3 separate regions of the Homo sapiens genome follow, and regions 1 and 3 are each linked to region 2. The links are chromatin contacts, found by Hi-C or POLR2A ChIA-PET in ENCODE. All regions are on one chromosome and are shown on one strand. The core of a region is the stretch at or near the end of the contact, and the rest is flanking DNA. Distances in the headings are between cores, read along the strand shown. Region 1 has its middle 63 kb from the start of LINC02421. Region 2 has its middle 98 kb from the start of LINC02421. Region 3 has its middle 44 kb from the start of LINC01479.

Region 1 (4,207 bases), core at 1,307-3,806, 36 kb after region 2:
GGGCCCAATTTTGTCACCTATTTACTGATGGATAAGACCTGCCCCACCTACCTTTGAGGGCGATTGTGAGGATAAAATAGAAGAATATATCTTCAAATCCTTTTAGAAACAAATGGAATATATTAATTAACTCTGCCAAGATACATACTGAGGGAGAAATGGGATATTTTGTAGAACATGAATATCATTCCCTCATCAATAAACACATTTATTTTCTACTCTAAGTCATCCAACAAGCATTTATTAAGCACCATCCATACAGAATAAAAAATGCTACTAGACTTTTGATGGAAAGAAATCATACAGTTTTAGAACATGAAGGTGAAATTGTAATTATTTCTGGGCTCCAGGCAACTAGAAATGTTTTTATTAAGCTTAAAAATGCTTTCCTTATTTCTCTATGTGAGCATGAACCAGGGTTGCAGAAAGTATACCGGAATTAAAGCCAGAACTCATTACCATACTTATGTAATCAGACAGAAATCACTTTTGTTGAAGATTTTGCTGAAGTCTTATTTATATGAACTCTGCCTCCTTTGGTTTGGCTGCCAATATCTAAGGCTCTTGAATTCCTAATCTATACATCACATATGCTGAGAGCTCACATCCAAGGAGCTGCCCAAAGAAAACACCAGAGTCTTCTGAATGAAGGGGCTTCTCAGAACTTAGGAATTTAGATCTTATACAGAGCGTTTGAACATAGAAAGGCATGAGCAGTTGTTTGTTTGCTTGTTTGTTTGTTTCTTAAGTTTTAAGTTCAGGGGTACATGTGCAGGTCTGTTGATAGGTAAACATGGGGGTTTGTTGTTCCGTGACATTAAGTACATTCACATTGTTGTGCAATCAACTCTACCATCCTTCTCTAGAACTCTTGTTTATTTCTTTTTTTTCTATTTAACTTTTATTTTAAGTTCAAGAGTACATGTGCATGTTTGTTTCATAGGTAAACTTGCGTCATGGGGGTTCGTTGTGCAGATTATTTTGTTACCCAGGTATTAAGCCTAGTACCCACAGTTATTTTTCCTGATCCTCTTCCTCCTCCCACCCTCCACCCTCTGATGGGCCCCAGTGTGTACTGTTTCCCTCTATGTGTCCATGTGTTCTCATCATTTAGCTCCCATTATAAATGAGAACATGCAGTACTTGGTTTTCTGTTCTTACATTACTTTGCTAAGGATAATGGCCTCCAGCTCCATCCATATTCCTACAAAGGACATGATTTCATTCATTTTCATGGTTGTATAGTATTCCATGGTGCATATGTACCAGATTTTCTTTACTCATTCTACCATTGATGGGCATTTAGGCTGATTTCATATCTTTGCTATTGTGAACAGTGCTGCAGCAAGCATACATGTTCATGTGTCTTTATAATAGAACAATTTATATTCCTTTGGGTATGTACCCAGTAAAGGGATTGCTGGGTGAAATGGTATTTTTATTTTTAGGTCTTTGAGGAAACCTTGGACTGTTTTCTATAATGGCTGAACTAATTTACACTACCACCAACAATGTATAAGCATTCCTTTCTCTCCACAACCTCCCCAGCATCTGTTATTTTTTGACTTTTTTGTAATAGCAATTCTGACTGGTGTGACATGGTATCTCATTGTGGTTTTGATTTGCATCTATAACCAATTGTTTTAAGACAAACCAGGTACATTAATTCTTTAGTCAGTTTCCAAAGCATTGGCTTGATATGTCTGGATAGTCTAAAATACATATTATTGTGTCTCAAGGAATCTAAAACCCACTAATTCTGTTATGGCAGAACCATAATTCTATGCGCATGCTTAAGAGGCTTATTTTTTACATTGTGTTCTCCAGTTTTTTTCCTCAATTTATGGCAAATTTTTTTGCAAATTGAGTATTGAAAATAACAGCTAGTGGGGAGCTCTGGAGGAAGAACAGCTGTTTTTAAACATCTATGAGAAAACAAAATGCCAAACACACTTACGACAATTTTGAGTCAAAAGGGTAGCTGAGTGAATTGATAGCTTTGTCATCTGTTCAATGAATATTTATAGAATGACTTTTAAATAAATATAGCAAAAGGAAGCTAGTGAGTTACAGATAAGGAAATAAAGAAGAGCTTGCAATGTATCTGGGAAGATATATACCAGCATGAAAATGTCATCTGAGTGGCTTCCAAGATGGCCGAATAGGAACAGCTCCGGTCTGCAGCTCCCAGTGTGATTGACCCAGAAGACAGGTGATTTCTGCATTTCCAACTGAAGTACCTGGTTCATCTCACTGGGACTGGTTGGACAGTGGATGCAGCCCGCGGAGGGTGAGCCAAAGCAGGGTGGGGCGTCACATCACCGGGGAAGCACACGGGTCAGGGGATTTCCCTTTCCTAGCCAAGGGAAGCTGTGACAAACTGTACTTGGAGGAATGGAACACTGCTGACCAAATACTGTGCTTTTCCCACAGTCTTAGCAACCGGTAGACCAGGGGATTCCCTCCCGTGCCTGGCTTGGCAGGTCCCACGCCTACGGAGCCTTGCTCGCTGCTAGCGCAGCAGTCTGAGATCAACCTGCGAGGCTGCAGCCTGGCAGGGGGAGGGGCATTCACCATTGCTGAGGCTTAAATAGGTAAACAAAGTGGCCGGGAAGCTCAAACGGGGCAGAGCCCACGGCAGCTCAGCAAGGCCTACTGCTTCACTAGACTCCACCTCTGTGGGCAGGGCATAGCTGAACAAAAGGCAGCAGACAACTTCCGCAGACTTAAACATCCCTGTCTGACAGGTGTGCAGAGAGCAGTGGTTCTCCCAGCACAGTGTTCGAGCTCCAATAACAGTCTCCTCAAGTGGGTCTCTGAACCCCCTGTAGCCTGACTGGGAGACACCTGCCAGAGACAAGATTAGAGAAAAAAGAGTGAAAAGAAATGAACAAAGCCTCCAAGACATATTGGACTATGTGAAAAGACCAAATGAAAAGACCAAATCTACGTTTGATTGGTGTACCTGAAATTGATGGGGAGAATGGAACCAAGTTAGAAAACACTCTTCAAGATATTAGCCAGTAGAACTTTCCCAACCTAGCAAGGCAGGCCAACTTTCAAATTCAGGAAATACAGAGAGTACCACAAAGATACTCCTCAAAAACAACAATCCCAAGACACAATTTAATTGTCAGATTCACCAGTGTTGAAATGAAGGAAAAAATCTTAAGGGCAGCCAGAGAGAAAGGTTGGGTTACCCACAAAGGGAAGCCCATCAGACTAACAGCAGATCTCTCGGCAGAAACCCTACAAGCCAGATGAGAGTGGGGGCCAATATTCAACATTCTTAAAAAAAAGAATTTTCAACCAAGAATTTCATATCCAGCCAAACTAAGCTTCATAAGTGAAGGAGAAAATGTCATCTGTCACCGACAATGAATGCGATATGTTAAGTGAACAGCAGAGTCAGTAATTTCTATAGGTGAGAAGAAAGATTACATGAGATTTAGAGTGACAGGAAAAAATTCATAGGAAATAAAAAAAAAAACCTGGCCTTGACTTGGGTGACAGGTAGACTTTGGCCAGGTGAAAAGGAAGGGAAGGAGAAATATTTTTGAGAGGAGCACTAATGAAAAAAAAAAGATGCAGAGGTAGAAATTGTTAATTCATTCAAAATAGGGATCATTAAGTTATTATAATGTCCAAGATGCTATGATAACTTTCATGGATACAAAATTGAATTAACCATACTCCGTACCCTTACAGAGTGCACATCTAGTTAGAGGACACAATTATAACTACCAGTACTACAGTACAGGTTCTCCAAAGTGAGGGGCAGACTTTCCAGGAAATGTGGAAGATGATCTTTTGGTACACAGAATAAAATAATAGATTTTCCAGTTACATTGTTTTTTAATTTTTATCATTTTAAATTTGTATATGTTTTATGTATAAAATGCAGTACTATATAGTATGCTTACATAATTTAAAAATAAGAATACATATTTTAGTGATGAGTGCTCAGAAATATTTGCTGATAATAGAGCAAGACCAAAAACTACTGTCATGGACTGGATGTCCAGGTCATGTTACACATGCCACACTGGTAGTGTAAAAAAATCCTCTGAGAGCCAGACTCCTGAAGTGGGGGAACATCCACAGGGTGCTGGAGGAGAGGGTGAGGAGGAAGGGATGGAGAGCAATGGATATAGATCAGAGACTGGGACGACATTTAGAAGGTCATGAGTAGCTTAATCTCACAAAA
Region 2 (4,402 bases), core at 47-2,546:
ATACATTTGAAGACAGTGGGATAGGGTTGGAGGAGAGGATCATTTGGGTAATAACATTATCATTCAGATCATTCCCCATTTGGTTTCCTTGGAGGGCTCACACCTGTAATCCTAGCACTTTGGGAGGTCAAGGCAGGAGGATCACTTGAGGCCAGGACTTTGTGACCAGCCTGAGTAATATAAGACCTCATTTCCATAAACAAATTTTTTTTTAAATTTTAAGAGCTGTTTTTACAAAAAATCTTTAGATATTGAGAGCACAAAGAAGTGCTTTTGTGTAACCTAGGTAACTCATGGCAGTAATACAAATAATTAACATTTATTGAGCTCTTCTAATTAGTAAACATTTTGCATACATTATCTAATCCAATCATCACAGTGATCCAATGATATGGTCATTATTTTCTCCAATTAAGGCTTAAAAGGGATGTGTAACTTGCCTGTGGACACATAGCTCAAACATGGCAGATCCAGGATTCTATGTACATCTCTCTGAATTTAAAATCCACACTCTTGACCACCTAACAATACTGTCTTTCACCAAGAAGAACTGGAGCATGCTGTAGTACAGAAAGAAATGATGGACTGAGAAGTCATCATATGGGCCTACATCTGCAATGGAGGGTGGGAGAACAGTGGGCTTTAATGCACACTGAAAATGGATGCCTAATGCCTGCATACACTTATCAGAAGCCTCTTGTTGGCTTCTTGGCAACCTCTCAGCTGCTGAGCAGAGAAGAAGAAAGTGGCTCCTGGCAGATGGTGGCCAAGATGAGAATACAAGTGAAGTAACTCCTGGACTTCCCAGAACAATTAGGGAGAGATTCAAAGGTAACTGAAATTCTTGTAGGGGAAACTGGGGGCAAACTAAAGCAAATTCTGTTTGGTTACTGTTTTTAACTCCAGGCTGGGTAGGCCTAGGGAAGCAGGATATGCAACGAACCCCACAAATCAGGATTTTGCTTATGATAAAACAAGGCAAATGGCCCCCTGCTTTCATCTTTTGATGCTCTTTAATTTTAGCTAGTGACTTCTGAAAGAATAAAAACAACTCTGAACTGCTCTATTTTCTTCCCTCCAAGCTTGCTTGGAACAGGACACGTTTCTGCTTTTTTCTCCCTAACTTCATTTATTATTCAAAAACTATTGCTAAGTATAGGCCTTTTACCCAATCAAAAAGTTCTAGATCCTCTATCCTATTGGGCCGCCCACTCTGTCTAAGAGACAGTGAGCAAGGTACTGGGGTATTCCAAGATGACTAAGCCACGGTTCCCTGCTCTGACTCACTTTCATTCTTACGGAGGGAGAGAGATCAGTGTATCACTAACCACACACAAGACAAAATAAGACAGATCTACACGGAGGCAAAGTAACAAAATGCACAGGGTGCTTTAGGCAACAAGTGGCATTCTTGCATGGGGGCTTTGCCTGTCTTCTGGCGTATGTTTTGGTAGGTGTTATTTCACACTATTCTTCCCGGCCTTCCCACTCTGCTCCTGCAGTGATGTCATACTCCCTGGGCTGTCTCTACAGTCACTTTCTTTTTCCCTTTCTAAGTAAATCCTGTCTCAGACACCCACTGAAATCTCTAAGATCCTTCTCAGAACCACCTTCAAATCAAGCTACTAACAGCATGTTCTTGCCAACCATTACTCTCTAAGTCCATCTGTCTTCCTGTCTGCTCAGACGAGTCAAAAAGTATTTCTAGATCTTTAACAATCTTTAAGCCACATGGGGAAAATGCATTTAAACTCGCTAATAAGACCACAGACTAAGGGCAAAGCACTAAGATCGAATTTTATGTACCCAATTACTGCCTTAGATGTCAACCATTCAACAGGGGGTTCTTAATAAGCTATGTAAAAGAGAGTCTTTGAAATGGTTTGGCCTTTTCTCTTTCCTTTATTAGCTAGAGTCTATCCTACTCCACCGAATGAGCAGCTATAAAATGCAGAAGAGAGCAGCGGCAACAAGGAAAAGGCTTCATGATAGCAGGGGCTGGTCTGTGTTACTCACTGCTGTATATACACTGCTTAACGCATAGTGCTACTAAATATTTGCTGAAAGACAGGAGAAAGACAGATTGAATTACACACTGGACTTGACTTGTACCGGATGAACTCTGAGGTGCCTTCTCACTGAGATTTTGTGACCTAGTAAGAGTGAGAACTTAAGTTTGAAAACAATTTACATTAAACTCATCAAATTGTATTGTTTCCTAACCCATGTTCTCAGTATAACAAATTGCTAAACAGTGTTAAGGCCAATATTGGGATCAAATAAGGGAGAATAGAATCCAGGCAATGGAAAGAATTTCAAAAGACCATTTATTTTATCCCCAGTTGGCAACTAAACCATCCCAAAAAAGGATGTAGAATGATCTAATGGGAAGAGTGCAGGCTCTGGAGTCAAAGCTGGGTTTGAATTCCTATTCTGCCACTCACTAGTTGCATGACTTTGGACAAGTTAATATCTTTGAGTCTCTGTTTTCTCTTTTATAAAATACAGGCCATAAGAAAATATCTTGGGGTGTTTGTGTGCCTTGCACAGGCTGCCATAGAGGGACCTCAGAAATGGGTCGGTTCCGTTTCTCCAGAAAGCTGTATGCACATAGTGAAATATTTTTTAAAGTTGTGTCTCAGCTTCCTTTAGGTATCAGCATCTTTCAAATTTCCTGAGCCTTATAATTTTACAAATTCTGGAATTCTGCTGAAATAAAAGGCCTTTTACTTTTTGTTTTTAATGTTTTACTTACTATTTGTTGGACTATCAGTTGAAAAATATCACTGCTTCTGAATCCTCATTTGTACAATAACCCTTCACAAATTTCAAGATCATTATCAAGTCCCTTGTGTGCCTGTTGTTTCCCAGCCCTCACTTTGCTTCATTTTTGAGAGGTTTTAAAGAAAAGAATTCTTTTAAACACTTAGTGTATCATTAGGTCTTAACCTGCTTGAAGACAGGCCCTTGTTTTCACTCTGGCGAAGCAGAACCTAAAACATTAATAGGAATTCTAACTATGGAAGATACATATCAAAGCCAGAGGAAAACAAAGTATTATCTCCTTCTACTAAATGAAGGTTAAACTCCTTCCAAAGACTAAGTTTAAAATAGTTGTTATGCAGCCAGTCAGCATGCAAGGTGACTGGAGATAGAGGAATCTTGGCCCCAGACGGGAAGTGTTTAAAAATGGACAGAGGGTTCTGGGGTAAACTCCTCCAGACCAGAGACTGAGTCTTAATCCACAGCGATTCCCTGGGACCAGACTCATGTCTGGCACCCTTTATTGGCTAGAAATCTCTGTTAAGCAGAATTGAAATAGTTGTTATGTCTAGAAACATAATAAGACTATACAAGAGTACTTTTATGTAGAAAACCAGAAAATATAAAAGTTAAAACCTAATGATATTGATATTATAATTCTTTTAAAAGTGATACAACAAGAATATTAACTTTTTAAAGAATATCACTATATATTTTTTAACTATTGAAAAAGTATTTCAAGCCTCATTAGTTCTGGGTCATAAACCACTGTCTCTTTCCTGGCTCTGATTACAAATAATCAGAAGGTTTATAAAAAAATTTCATTTGTCTACATGGAATAGATTCATTCTGATACATTTGGCCTTCAGTAGACAGGGCCATTCTACAGCATTCATCCTAAGCTACCATTTTCTTTGATGGCTGACATTCATATGTATACATGTAGCAAGGCACCAGTTTCATAAATGTATGAAAGAAACCTACTTATAGCATGCAATAATCCAAAAACTTCAAATTCTTCTGCCTTGCAACTCTGTAAGAATAATAAACTCCCTTGTGGGGTTGTGGTTCAGTGTGAGATAATGAATATAAGTCACTTAACACTTATCTGGCACATAGAAGATAGTAGACACTAAATTAATGTAATTAGTGATTATAGAAGCAATAGTAATAATGAGAACAGATTTAGCTGTCAGGCAGACCTGAATTCAAATCCCAGCTTAGCCACTTTACAGCTGTATAACTTTGGGCAAGGCTTTTAAATCTAAATCTCAGCTTTTCCATTTTAAAATTTGGACATGTTAGCACCTACCTCAAAGCATTTTTGAGAGGACTGAATGAGATAATCCACTGTAAAAACTTAGTAAAATGAATGTTGCTTGGTATGTACTCAATAAATGTCATTATTGTCATATCATTATTAATAATATTAATTAGTTTTGCCTGTAGTTTACTCCATAGGAAAATGTCGAATGAATTAGATCTCAAGAAAAAGCAGTCAGTAAAACAGTCCCAAACATTCTGCCTTGGAATATTTCACTAAAGGCAAAATTAATTAATTAATGGTAGTATGAATGATAATTCTTATCCAATTATGATGTATTTGGTGATTCAATTTGAGATTCAAATGAATCTCAAG
Region 3 (4,456 bases), core at 976-3,475, 57 kb before region 2:
AGGTTAACATTTATACATTACTATTAACTAAACTCCAGTCCTTGTGCAAATTTCAACTGCTTTTTACTAATAATCTTTATCTGTTCTAGGATCCAATTCAGGACACTCCCTTACATTCAGTCATCATGCCGTGTCTTCTCTGGTCTGTGACATTTTCTCTGTCTTTCCTTGTTTGTCATTACCTTGACTGTTTTAAAGAGTACTGTTTCAGTATTTTGTGGATGTTGAAAATAATTTTTTGATACTCAAAAATTTCATTTATCTGTTTAAGGCAAAAGTATATCTATACCTATTTGATTTTTGTGGACATATTTCAGGAAGCAGATGCAGATTTCCTGGTTGTTTTAGTTTTGTTTGTTTATTTGTTGTTGTTTTTACCTGAAAATGATGGCACATTTCTTCTTGACACCATCAGGGACACAGAACTTTTATCAACACTGTGTTTACCTTGTAATGCCTATCCTCAGATGAACTGTGTTCCCAGATCATTGGATCCTTGAGGTCTAAAATAGTAACTGAACAGAAGAGGTGATGAATATACATGCAAAATGAAGAGAGGGGAACATTTCACAGAGAGATAGAATAGTAGCCAACCAAAATGGACATAAAGTTTCAAGAAACAAAAGTTAATTACTATGGCAGAAATCAGGTTAAAAGAACTTTAGGTATAATGGATTACATTGTGTTGTACTAGGGTTGATAACTCTTTATTGCCGGTTACGTTGGGCTTGAGGAATATTGAAGGCAAGATTCTGGTGTTTCACTTCATGTAGTAAAATCTTATAAAATATAATGATAAAGATCACAGCACCCTTCCCAGTACCTGACACACATTAGGTACTTGGTAAATGCAAATATCTTTGTAGAGAATGCTTATCTAACACTTACTATGTGCCAGGTACTCTTCCAATGCTTTATATACATTAACTCATTAAATCCTTACCACTACCCATTTTGCAGTGGAGGAATTGAGCTTCAGAGACGTTAAGTGAGTTGTCCAAGGTCACACACGGCATAGCTGGGATTTGAAATCTGGGCAGTTGGGAACCATATGCATCCTTTTAACTGTGATACTCCACTGCTTCCTTGTAATCCATGAAGAACAACATGAGGAGTTAGCATTGCACTTATTTTCAAGATGACTGAATTTAAAATAACTTAACCTTTTATGTTGGAACTATTTCTAAGATACATCAATTGTCTTCCTAACACAGATCGCATATTTTCTGATATTAGAGGGTTATGAAATATGAACACCAAATCTGTGTTTTGCTTAATTATTTTTATTTTACTCTACGCAGAATGGTCCCACACTGAGAAAATGTTCATGAATTTTTTTTTCCTGCCATTTTGATTTATCCATTTCTTTTATCATTGTCAGTTCTGTCATTTCTTGCCACTTTCAGTTGCCTGACTTGGACAGCATCCTTTTTATCTCTTTGCAACAACTATTTCCATTTTGCTATTAGAATTGTATCTTAAATAAAATAAATAGATACTGGGGAGTGCTCTAAGGCCCTTTTCTGTGAGTTCAGAGCATAAGAGAGAGGGTTCAGTTTGTAAGTATTTCAGTTGCTTACCCTTCACTTAGCTGCTTTGCTTATTTCCTTGGCTCAACTCCTAATCATTGAGATCACTTCTGGATAAGTGAACTAATATATCACACGTTTTGAACACAATGACTTAAAATAGTTAATCAGTTACCACTGGTTATTTTATCTCCTCAATCACATTACTAAAAGACATGCCATTCAAGGCAAAAAATAAATTGGCTGTTTATCTTCTAAAAAGAATGCAAATGTGACTCATTATATCATTTAAAGCCCGATTTCCATCATCTGGGAATTGGGGCACAGTGGTTTATCTTTAGTTTAACAGAGAAATTTTCTCCTGTGGTGAATGCTCTTAATGATTCCTGGCATCTGAGGGTTTAGGGTCGGATGTGGGTTGTTTCTTAGGAGGTATTTGGTTCCTCAAGTGGCATATGAGGATGTAATCCCTGACTGACACCATTTCCCTTCCTTATACCTAAATCCTTACAGTGAAACCACACGGTTATTTTCTCTTTGTCTTCCCCAACACTAGAATTATTTCAAGCATTTTTAGATGGATGGAGTTTTTGTTCCTGGCTCGTTCTAGTGGAAACAGAGAAGTCCTCTGTCTGGGCAGAGTTGGGGCCAAATTGAGCAGGAAGCTCAGCTGCTATGTCAGACCCAGCTGAATTTGGGAGATAGTTGCTGGATGCGAACCAAGGTGTTTGTAACTACCAAATCTTTCATGATCTTTGGTACTGCTTGCCTCTGTGACATCTCAAAGCGTCCACATAGGGAAGGAGGCCCAACTAAGTACTATGGGGAAATTTCACAGGGGGAAAATAATGGTTTCCATAGCTTAGAATTTTTTCACAAGGGCACTCAACAAACCTGAAACAGGTCACTCATAGTTCCAAGTGGGAGACTGTTCAATGATGAAGAGTTACTTGACTCTCAGGTTGTAAATATAACACTCAAAACTTGTGATTTATTGATCTCACGCCTGGTGACTATTTTATCCTTCTGTAAATGGAACCAAAGTGCTATTAAGTAGTCTTAGTACATCAATAATACATGTCCCTATTAATTATGTGGTTAGTGAACTTTCAGTGTGAGACGTCATCTGAGTTTATCAAGTAACAATTATGTAGAACTTAAAAAGAAATCCCCATTTCAATTCTTTAAGATTATATACTTTATATCCTTTAACAACATCTAAATTCTTCCCAAGTTGGATAAACACATTATCAGATTCATTCTCTAACCACATTTAACTAATTTACTTCCAACCCCACCACCATTACCTTGCAGACCACATAGTCAAAGAGGTGTTCAATTTTGACACTGAGTTACAGGCAAGGTAGTTTCCTGATGGGTGAATTATTAATATTCAAGATAAATCAGGTTACCAGGCAACTTTCCAAGCACGACTTTTTACAGCAATAGCAAATGTAACTGGAGCTTTCCAGAAATGAATCGTGGTCCAACCTATTACCCATCAACTCTTCCTGGTTTTATGTGTGATAGAACACAGCCATGAAATCTGAACTCCATTTTTGAGGTAGTTATTGAAACACCAGTTATTTCTAAGAATAGCAGTGACCATATATTAATAGCCAATTAAGGCATTAGTCTCTGCTCACTGCTTGCTTCCAACTTATTCCTCGGTCAGCCTGGAGAACTGGGTTGTATTTGAATAACAACGAGAGGAAAAGGTCCTGCTGCTATTTTTTTTTCTCAGCAGCTGACTCTGGGTGACAAAATGAATTTTTCTCACAAAACCCCAGAATATAAAGCTGCCAAATTTCTCCTTTTGTGGAGGTATCTGAATAAGAAATGTGGAAGATGGCAATTTTCTAAGAACAACTGGCTTAAGAAATAAAAAAAGTCAGATTCTCTAATTGATAAATGAAAAAAACACTTGTTTAAAATACTGCCCTACAATTGGTTCTTTTTACTTTCTCCTCCTTCCATCTTTGAGAATTTTTCTTCTCTTATCGTCCTACTAACACCCATTCACTTCTCACCTTTCTTCAGGTTCCAAAAGAGATTTACCTCATTATCAGGTATTTCACTCTGCTTTGTCCTTACCAATGGAGTCATCAGTTAAGGGTTTTATCCAGAGTGACCAACACAGTGCCTGGTTTCACTGTCCCCTTGCTGATGGAAGGAGAAGCCATTTAGTCACCAGATTACAGCTGAGGATAAGCAGGGGTAAGAAGGAGCAAGGATGTCCCCTTCCGTAGCCAGCTCTCATGGACTGCATTGGCTCATGTCCTTCCTGAAAAGAGTCTCAGGCAGTGAAGGGAGGCTGGAAGGAAGAAAAAGTGAGAGAATGAGGAGAATTGTCATTGCCACCATGTACTGAGGGCCTATTTGAAATCAGGATCTTCCTTCATATTAGCTCATTTAATTCCCACAACAACCCTGCAAAGGATTATCATCCTTCTTTTAATGATGGAACTTGTGAGGCTCAAAGAGTCTAAGCAACTTGTACTGGATTCCCAGTTGGTAAATTGCAGAGCCAGAATTTGAAACCAGATCTGTGTCACCCAATGCTTGATCTGCTTCCCATCCTTCTAGTATGGAGCCCCCACAGAGGCAAGAGGGAGGGCAGATCAAGGTCCTCGGGTGCCCCTACTCCCTGCCTTCCTCACCATGGAGTCTCAGTGATTGAGATTTCCTGTGTCCCCAGCCAAGGTGTCAGTGAAATCACTGGGTTCTCAGCTGCTACTTTCCTTAGGGGAGACAAAGCACTTGTCCTCCCAAACAGTACCATCACTCTACCTAGAAGGTGTTGATATTCATCTATAAAGATGACTTGGTTACTCACTGCCAACCAAATATTTTTAACAAGCATTTTTTTTGGGGGGCGGGGGGGTGGGGAAATATGGTTAATAAATCAGAATTGGTCCTGCTACAAT

Evidence for each region. A loop is a pair of places that touch in the nucleus more often than their neighbours do. ChIA-PET counts read pairs that join two places held with the same protein, here RNA polymerase II (POLR2A). Pooled maps may share reads with other maps.
Region 1: a loop to region 2 is called in a map of gastrocnemius medialis, with 3 times the contacts of the local background. The contact joins two enhancer-like sites. A Hi-C loop is called at or near these places in 1 of 168 maps with a recorded cell type or tissue (gastrocnemius medialis) and 10 of 50 pooled maps. POLR2A ChIA-PET finds 5 or more read pairs at or near these places in 2 of 52 experiments (PC-9 and activated naive CD8-positive, alpha-beta T cell).
Region 3: a map of psoas muscle shows a loop between it and region 2 (2.4-fold over the local background). The contact joins two enhancer-like sites. A Hi-C loop is called at or near these places in 3 of 168 maps with a recorded cell type or tissue (gastrocnemius medialis, psoas muscle and transverse colon) and 1 of 50 pooled maps. POLR2A ChIA-PET finds 5 or more read pairs at or near these places in 1 of 52 experiments (OCI-LY7).

The regions. Positions count from the first base shown.
Region 1 is chr12:67,790,705-67,794,911 of GRCh38, reverse strand. No RefSeq gene overlaps it. Among named protein-coding and RNA genes, the nearest start is that of LINC02421, 63 kb to the right of the region's middle. Within about 2 kb of position 2,556, at least 2 of the 41 ENCODE cell types and tissues checked have a DNase peak (open chromatin) inside an H3K27ac peak, as active enhancers do.
Region 2 is chr12:67,825,130-67,829,531 of GRCh38, reverse strand. No RefSeq gene overlaps it. Among named protein-coding and RNA genes, the nearest start is that of LINC02421, 98 kb to the right of the region's middle. RefSeq lists an enhancer at 599-1,798. Within about 2 kb of position 1,296, at least 15 of the 41 ENCODE cell types and tissues checked have a DNase peak (open chromatin) inside an H3K27ac peak, as active enhancers do.
Region 3 is chr12:67,883,301-67,887,756 of GRCh38, reverse strand. No RefSeq gene overlaps it. Among named protein-coding and RNA genes, the nearest start is that of LINC01479, 44 kb to the left of the region's middle. Within about 2 kb of position 2,225, at least 2 of the 41 ENCODE cell types and tissues checked have a DNase peak (open chromatin) inside an H3K27ac peak, as active enhancers do.